Regions from separate parts of the Homo sapiens genome. Here regions 2 and 3 are each linked to region 1. A link is an interaction called in ENCODE POLR2A ChIA-PET data of the cell type or tissue named here. Cell type or tissue: CD4-positive, alpha-beta T cell. All regions are shown on one strand.

The links. Peaks named below come from ENCODE experiments on the same cell type or tissue, not always from the same donor. Only the 100,000 strongest peaks of a DNase experiment are listed, where the experiment ranks them.
Region 2: POLR2A ChIA-PET joins it to region 1 with 5 read pairs; 7 of 35 experiments call an interaction of 5 or more read pairs at or near these places.
Region 3: POLR2A ChIA-PET joins it to region 1 with 5 read pairs; 7 of 35 experiments call an interaction of 5 or more read pairs at or near these places.

Annotation. Positions count from the first base shown.
Region 1 is chr2:12,708,353-12,710,852 of GRCh38, reverse strand. It overlaps LOC124905974 (a long non-coding RNA gene), which reads left to right. Exons shown (of 2, transcript XR_007086222.1): 1 at 1-2,327. Among named protein-coding and RNA genes, the nearest start is that of TRIB2, 7.3 kb to the left of the region's middle. In CD4-positive, alpha-beta T cell, no CTCF peak of the experiment used is centred here; a DNase peak (open chromatin) is centred at 1,522; H3K27ac peaks cover 2,371 bases.
Region 2 is chr2:12,487,536-12,490,035 of GRCh38, reverse strand. All of the region lies in intron 4 of MIR3681HG (MIR3681 host gene), which reads right to left. It overlaps LOC107985853 (a long non-coding RNA gene), which reads right to left. Exons shown (of 3, transcript XR_001739290.3): 3 at 1-2,399. Among named protein-coding and RNA genes, the nearest start is that of TRIB2, 230 kb to the left of the region's middle. In CD4-positive, alpha-beta T cell, no CTCF peak of the experiment used is centred here; a DNase peak (open chromatin) is centred at 1,485; H3K4me3 peaks cover 1,004 bases; H3K27ac peaks cover 2,072 bases.
Region 3 is chr2:12,500,300-12,502,799 of GRCh38, reverse strand. The region is part of intron 4 of MIR3681HG (MIR3681 host gene); the gene reads right to left. Among named protein-coding and RNA genes, the nearest start is that of TRIB2, 220 kb to the left of the region's middle. In CD4-positive, alpha-beta T cell, no CTCF peak of the experiment used is centred here; DNase peaks (open chromatin) are centred at 850 and 1,149; H3K27ac peaks cover 2,500 bases.

The sequences.
Region 1 (2,500 bases):
GTAATATTAGCACCACTTCTTTCTAGGCCCTGGTTTTGTAACTCTTCTTCTCATACAGGAAAATAGCTCTTGTGTGCTCACAAGTGAAATGAGATACAAGAAAATTTTGTTGTTGTTCTTAGAGTAGGGTGGGAAACCCAACATATGGGAATTTTCTGAGTGTTGCAAATTGCCTACCGTCCTGTTAAGTATTGCTGAGCAGCTAATAAAAAAAGTAAAAACAGGTAAAATGAAGCAGCTAGTCCAGGAAGTGCTACAAATTTACATATTATGTAGAGTGCTAGGTTACTGTAAATGATTCCATTTGAAGGGTGTTCTGGTAAATCTAGTGCGCGTTCCCACACCTAGCACACAGACCTCAAAGGAGCAGACAGACCTGGGTCCAGACCACCCCTGGTTTCACAAGCTTCAGAGGCCTTGAATGGTATTTAACTTCCCTGACCATCGTTGCTCTTGGATGGAATGGAGATAATAATACCTTCCTTATGAAGAAAATAGGCAAAATCAAATTATCACTTAAGATTCCCTTCAGCTTTTACAATATAACCTTTAGTGTGGGAAAATCAGGCATGTAACAAGTAGACCAATATCTGAACACCGATGCATTGAGATTCCATCCAATTTGGGCACCAAATCAATCATCAACTTGGCCTTGGATGACCCTGAGAACTCAGATTAAGGTTGAAGAGAATTAATATGTGTACCAGGCTTGCCAATTTAACAAACACCCTTATGCATTTTGTCTTATTTAATCCAAACAACAACTCCTTAAAAGAGGTTTTGTTATTAGCCTCAGTAGAAGAAACCTGCGTCTCAAGGAATTTACTAGCCCGTGAACACAAACCTGGTCATTCTAGTGGAAAATCCTGCAATCTTTGTATGATACAGTTCTCCTTCCTGCCACTCCCTGTTCTCTCCCCCTGCACTTTCTCCTTTTGTCCCCTTTGCTCCACTTTTTATTACCTTCTGTGTCCAAATAGCATTCTAAATCTAAGACAATTTTTGGATCATGCATCAGGGCCCTGTGCATGGAATTTGATGTGAATGCAACATTAGCCATCGCTAAACAGGAAAGCATGTCTGAACAAAAAGGTGACATCTGTAGGATAGTGGTTTCTGATTTGTGAGTCCTGGATCCTCAGGTGGACTGTAGTAGAGCAAGTGTAGCATGGAGTCTCAGCTCTATGTAAAGTAATCTACTCAGTAGACTATGGATGGAATAAACAATCTGGCTCACCCATATCTCCACATTCTCATTACAAATATTTACACCTGCTTTTGTGGTTAATAAAATACAAAAATGTAGACAAATAACAGATTTCATATTTTTTCATTTAGGCAGTTAAAAACTATAATTTCTATACTCTGGACAATATGAAATTTGATATCATTCAAATTTCACATGATTCAATAAAAGAGCTTACTAACAAATGTGAGTTAGACAGGATTTTGACTCCAGGAAGTAAACAGCTTTCTAAATGGCACAGCTGCTCAGTGACTCCAAGGTGTGATCTCTGACAGACCCTGGGGAAACCACATCTAGAAAAAAGCTGAATGCAAAAGTCAACCAACTATCATTAAATAGGCCAAGCATTTGCCTGAGTACTTCCTCTGAAGTTCAGTAGCTGTATGGCCTTAGGTAAACTCTATAATATCCTTAAATCTTACTTTTGGCTTCTTTAAAATGACACAATAATAGTACAGACCTCATAGAGTGATTGTCAGGTTTAGATGGTCCACAGGTAAAGTGCTCACTTTCTGTCTGGTTGGCAGTGAGTGTAGGCTCTTACCACCACCACGGCCAATATTAATATAAACACATTAGTTAAACTTCTCTTTCTCCTCCTGTGATGGTTAATACTAGATGCCAACTTGATTAGTTTGAAGGATGCCTAGATAACTGGAAAAGTATTGTTTTGGGGTGTGTCTGTGAGGGTGCCAGAGGAGATTAACATTTGAGTCAGTGGACTGAGAGAGGAAGACCCACACTCTATGTACGTGGGCACCATCCAATTGGCTGCCAGCCCCGCGTGGCTAAAACAAAGCAGACAGAATAAGGTGGAATAAGCTGGTTTTCTGAGTCTTCCGTCCTTCATCATTCTCTCGTGCTAGATGCTTCCTGCCCTTGGACATCAGACTGCAGGTTCTTCAACCTTTGGACTCTTGGACTTGCACCAGTGGTTTGCCAGGGGCTCTCGGGCCTTTGGCCACAGACTGAAGGCTTCCCTACTTCTGAGGCTTTTGGACTCAGACTGAGCCACCACTGGTTTCCTACCTCCTCAGCTTGCCGAGGATCTATCATGGGACTTCCTTTACCTTGTGATAGTGTGAGTCAATTCTCCTTAATAAACTCCCTTTCATATATACATATATCCTATTATTAATAGTTCTGTCATTCTGGAGAATCCTAATTAACACCTCCCCTCTCCTCTCTCTTTCTCCCCTTGCCTCTTTCTCCTCACTGAGCCTGTGCAAGGCAAGAAAGTTAAGGATGTGCTAT
Region 2 (2,500 bases), 220 kb after region 1:
CTTTTGTAAAGTCATTTTCATAAAATTTCAAATCTTTTTTAGCTTTTTCTATATGGATCAAAATATGGTAGAATATTTTCATAAGTATGTATGGGGCACACATTTTTCCATCGTTTCTTTTGGCTCAGGCACTGACATGACTGTGCAGCTAAGCTGCAGAAAGTACACTTGCTCTAGGATTTACTACGCAGAGAAGATTTATGTCAGCAGAAAAGGACCCTGAGGACTCCACTCCCCACCCACTAGTCAGAGAGTCTCGATCCAAGAAGTCTGCCTAGACGTACATTATTCAAATATTTTGTTGAGAATTTGTTCTGAACCAGGCACTGTACTACATAGTTCAGAAATTGATAAATTTCCTGATAAATGCCCTGCCCTCCCAATGCTTCCAGTTTCTCATACTTTTTTGTGTGTCACTGGGAGGGGTTGAGGCAGGGGATAAAGAGATGGAGAGTAAAAGACAATCATACTATGGCATCATGAGTGTGAAAGGGACAACAGGAATGCAGAGGAGTCAGGAGCCACACATTCTGCCTTCTCCGGCCGAGGCAATGTTACTAGAAAGGGCAGTGAGACAGGACAGATAGGGGAGCAGGTGTTACTGGCAGATGCACAAGCAGGTAGGCAGTAGTGGTCCTCCTGACTCACTCCAGGGGAAACGGGGGCCTCGGTGGCATATGGAGACTCCCAGAAGCAAGAAGAGGCTATGTGAATTCAGAGATCTCAGTCTGGCTGTCCCTTAAGGTAGGAGAGTAGAGTTTGGGGCTCTCTGATTCCCACTAAGGAAACTGGACCTGAGTTGCTGGGTTGTAACTCTTCCAAGGAGCTCAGAACAAAACAGTGACATGGTCAGTTGTGCATTCCACTTGCCTCCAGGCCCACTGAGGGTGTGAAGCAGGGTGGGGCTGGCTGGAGAGGAGGGAGAGTAGCAGGCTGGCCTGTTGGAGACATGCTCCCTGGTAATGAGAGGAAATAGAAAATGTAATTAACATGTCTGCCACCAGAAACAAGAGCTAAATCTATTACTCTCCTCCTCCCGCTTCCGTTATGAATTATTGTGTTTCAATTACAATTTCCAAAGTATTTCCTTAAGGAAATATGTTAGGGTTCCTCAATGGGAAAAGAGGGAATGGAACCATGAAAGTTTAATTTATTGCAGTGCCTGCTTTTAGAAAAGGAAGAAGAAGATGAAAGAGAGAGCGGAAAGGCAGGCAAATTGAGAGGAGTTGGACTGGGTCACCTGCACTAGGCAGAGAGCAGCTGGGCAAGAGATGCTGGAGGTGCCTGAATATTTACGTTGTCAGTTCACAACATCTGATGATGGAAGAGGCAAGCGTACCATTTCATCTCTGGCTCCTTTTAGTCTGCTCCCTTGTCCTTCTGCAACAATTTAAAGACGAGAGTAAGCTTGGTCTGAAGGAGAGCCACGTTCTGCTCTGTCACCAGGCTAGATGCTGGGACGCAAGGGTGTAAATGAGCAGGATGTGGCCCCGCCCTTAAAAAGCTCACAGTCTAGCAGTGAAGGGAAAGGAAGCTAAAACAACAAGAAAGGAAGTGTGGACAAAAGAGCTTCTGCTTGGGGCTGCAAGAGCAAGCCCATGCCATTCGGTAGGTAGGATGCCAGGCCGAAGAAATAAATGATTTGTCAGGCTCTGATTCACACGTGAGGCAAGAATTCTCTCAGAGGAGAGACATTTCCAATGTCTTTGGAAAGGATGGAGGCATTCAAGGTGCATTCATTCACTCATTCACACGTTAACATGTAACTGGGAACTCAACCAAGAATAAGCCTCGGCCTTCTCCTTGAGGATAGTGGGCTACTGGGAGAGACAAATCAGGAATAATTACAAAGCCAGGAGGTTGGAGCCAAGATGGTGATATGTGTAAGGTGTTACAGGATCTCAGACGAAGAGCAGTGAATTCTGTCTGGGAGGAAACCAAGTTTCCAGGAGAAAGAGAGCCTTGAAGTGAGTCTTCAAGGAAACTAGAAGTTTTCCTGGTAAATGAATAAGAAAAAGGCAGAGAACGTGTCCTGGCTAAAGCTGCAGCCCAGGCTGAGGCAGAAAGACAAAAGCAGCATGGTGATTCCAGGGAGCCCTGGATTGATGTGGGGAGAGAAAGGAGGAGAGTCAGGCCCGGTCCGGAGGGCAGAGGGCCATGCACTGGAGCTTGGATTTCATCTTGATGACACTGGAGAACTCATGGGTGTTATTCAGCATGAGCATGACATGTGGGTTCTAGAAAGACTACAAGGGTGGCTCCCTGCAGGATGGCCAGGAGAGGAGGGAGACTGGTGTTCTAGAGTCTGCGGGAATCCACAGCAGTCAAACGAGAGAGACTTCTGTCCAGAGACACATTATCCCTGCAGTCCACACATGGGGCGAATGCCTGGGAAACAACTGAATTTAGGGAGAGGAAAGAGAAACACATTGTTTATTTCTTAATTAGGAGCTGATTCGTAATTACTTCCACCCCATTTCTTTTTATTTTCACCTATTGA
Region 3 (2,500 bases), 210 kb after region 1:
CAGGCCCTATGTCCTTCATTTGAAAGCTTTCTGCCAGTTGCCAATTCTCTAATTCCCTTTTCAATTCCAAGTTGTCTGATGTCAACTTTGTGTCCCATTTGCCCCCTTCCAGAATGTTCTTGCACACACCTCGGTCTGGTAACTCATTTCTTGAATTCTTTAGTTCATAGATTTGTATACATTCATCTTCTCAGCAGCAGTGCCTTCCCCTGACTTCCTGAGTCCACACATTATTCAAGCTTCAGTTACTCTTTCCCTCAGGGAGAGACTTTGGTTGACTTCTGGTCATGTTCTAATTCACCAATACAAAATTTTGATTCCTTAAGAAATCTAAATTCATTAAATATTAGGCTTATGCAGGATCCTCAGAAATCCACTAATTTTACATGGAGAGTAAATGAGGACGGCATAGACTTGACAGATAATAGAGATTCCACAATTTTTTTCAATTGTGTTGAATATATTTCTAGAACTTAATAGAAAACATCTATTTAGAATTTCCCTCCAAGACATAAGTTTTCTCTTCTTCCTAGCATTCCCTCCTTACTATTAGAGTTCATGGTAACCTTGAGAAATTAAAATGTTGCAAAGCCCATGCCCTCACCTCCACGGAGACACTGATAGGGAGGTGGTGTAAAGAATACTGGGATTAAAACTCAAGCTCTGTCTCTGACATTCATTCACTGTATGACCTTAGGAACATCAATTATCTTGTAAGGGTAAACTCTCTGTTTCCTTTTTCCTACTTCTCTGTTCAATTCCTAAGTGTGAAACCACTGGCGTATGAAGGCCCTGTGTAAATTGCAAGGAGCTGTACAAATGCAAGCTACTTTTGATAGGCAGAGAGGCCAAGTGCCTGCATGTGATGTAGTAGTTGCATGTGTGTGTAAGCAGGGGGTGTTATATATTTCACAACTGCTTGACTGAGATATAATTCACATGCCATATAATTCTTCTATTTAAAATGTATTTTTAATCAGTGAGATGTTCACTTCTGCCAAATTTATGTGGCACTAAGGCATCTTCTTTTCTTTTTATTGGCTTTATTGTATAGCTGGTTTCATCCAGGCTCATAGAAGCAAAAGCTCTGTCAGGTGACCTGGTTTGCAAGGCCCCAGCACCCCCGGCTTTCGGTATGAGTCGTCCTGATGTTCTTTTGCCTGTTCAGTCAGTGGAGGGGCAGGAAGGGGAAGGGTGGAGGAGAGTTCCCACCCTTTCCTGCCTAACAGCAGAGACCTCAAACCTGCACCAGCAAACAAAGGAGTAAGGGTTTCATGTATTTTGTGTTTCTTATTGCCTGATCCTAAACTTAAAACCATCTTTCATCTTGTTAAATTGTCAACTGTCCTTCTTTCTGTGTTTTTAAAATTATTTTAACAAGTCAAAATTGCCTGACTACTTGCAAGAGTACATCAGTAATACAAAATTACTACCAGAACAGAAAGTGGCATCAATAAATATCTGCATCCTATTCAGCTTTAGACAATGATTGTTAAAATTAACCATTGTTACTAATTTAACATGTAACTTACGACATGGAATACCTTTTCTCCCTACTAAGGCAAAAAAAAAAAAAAAGGACTCCAATTGGTCTTGACAGTACATGAGCCATTTTTATTGGAACACAGCATTATTTTTCAAAATTAATCTTGTTCATCACATCTAAAGTGGCTCCAGACCAAAACATAAGAGAGCTGCCAATTGATAGATCATTGACAGTGCTGGCTGCACTGTGACAGCTAAGACAGAGCCCCCAGGTAGCAGGGAGGTGAAAGGCCCTGTTGAGAGCTGAAGCTCAAACTTGTAGACTCTTTGTTCCTCTAACTCTCTCTAGCTTGGATTCTTCAGTCCTTTCTCAGGAGCTCAGTTTCCTCCCTAAACATTGGAAGAGAGTCAGGGTCTCTTCAATGCCCCGTGAGTTGTGGGAGGCTGCATTTCCACAATTCTAAGACCCAGCAGAACAAGAAGATGCACAGCCCCCATGTGTCTGCAGAAAAATGGGTGCCTATAGGCATGAAAAGTCAGACATGTCGAGACTTATCTCATTCCTTTCACCTAATTTTATAAATTCAAGGACATTTCCCAAGCTTTCTGCATATTCATAAAGAACACAGCAAAATTTGTCATTAAGTTTGATCGCCTCTTCTTTCAGCACCTGAGACTGTCTCCTTTCCACCCATACACCGTCAGATGTTACTTGGCATTAATGGAGTTTTGAGTCTATACCAGAAACAGATGAGGCAAGTTTGCTGTGTGGTATAAAGCTGACCCATGCTCTCTGACGTTGAGCAGCAAATGAGGACATATACATATATATGCATTTTTTCACAGTAAAGAAGCCATTTTTATATCAATTATTTCATCGGATCCATACTGCTACTTTATGAGGTTATGATATGAACGAGATAACGGAGGCTCTAAGACATTGGGCAGGCTGGGTGCGGTGGCTCATGCCTGTAATCCCAGCACTTTGGGAGGCCGAGGAGGGTGGATCACCTGA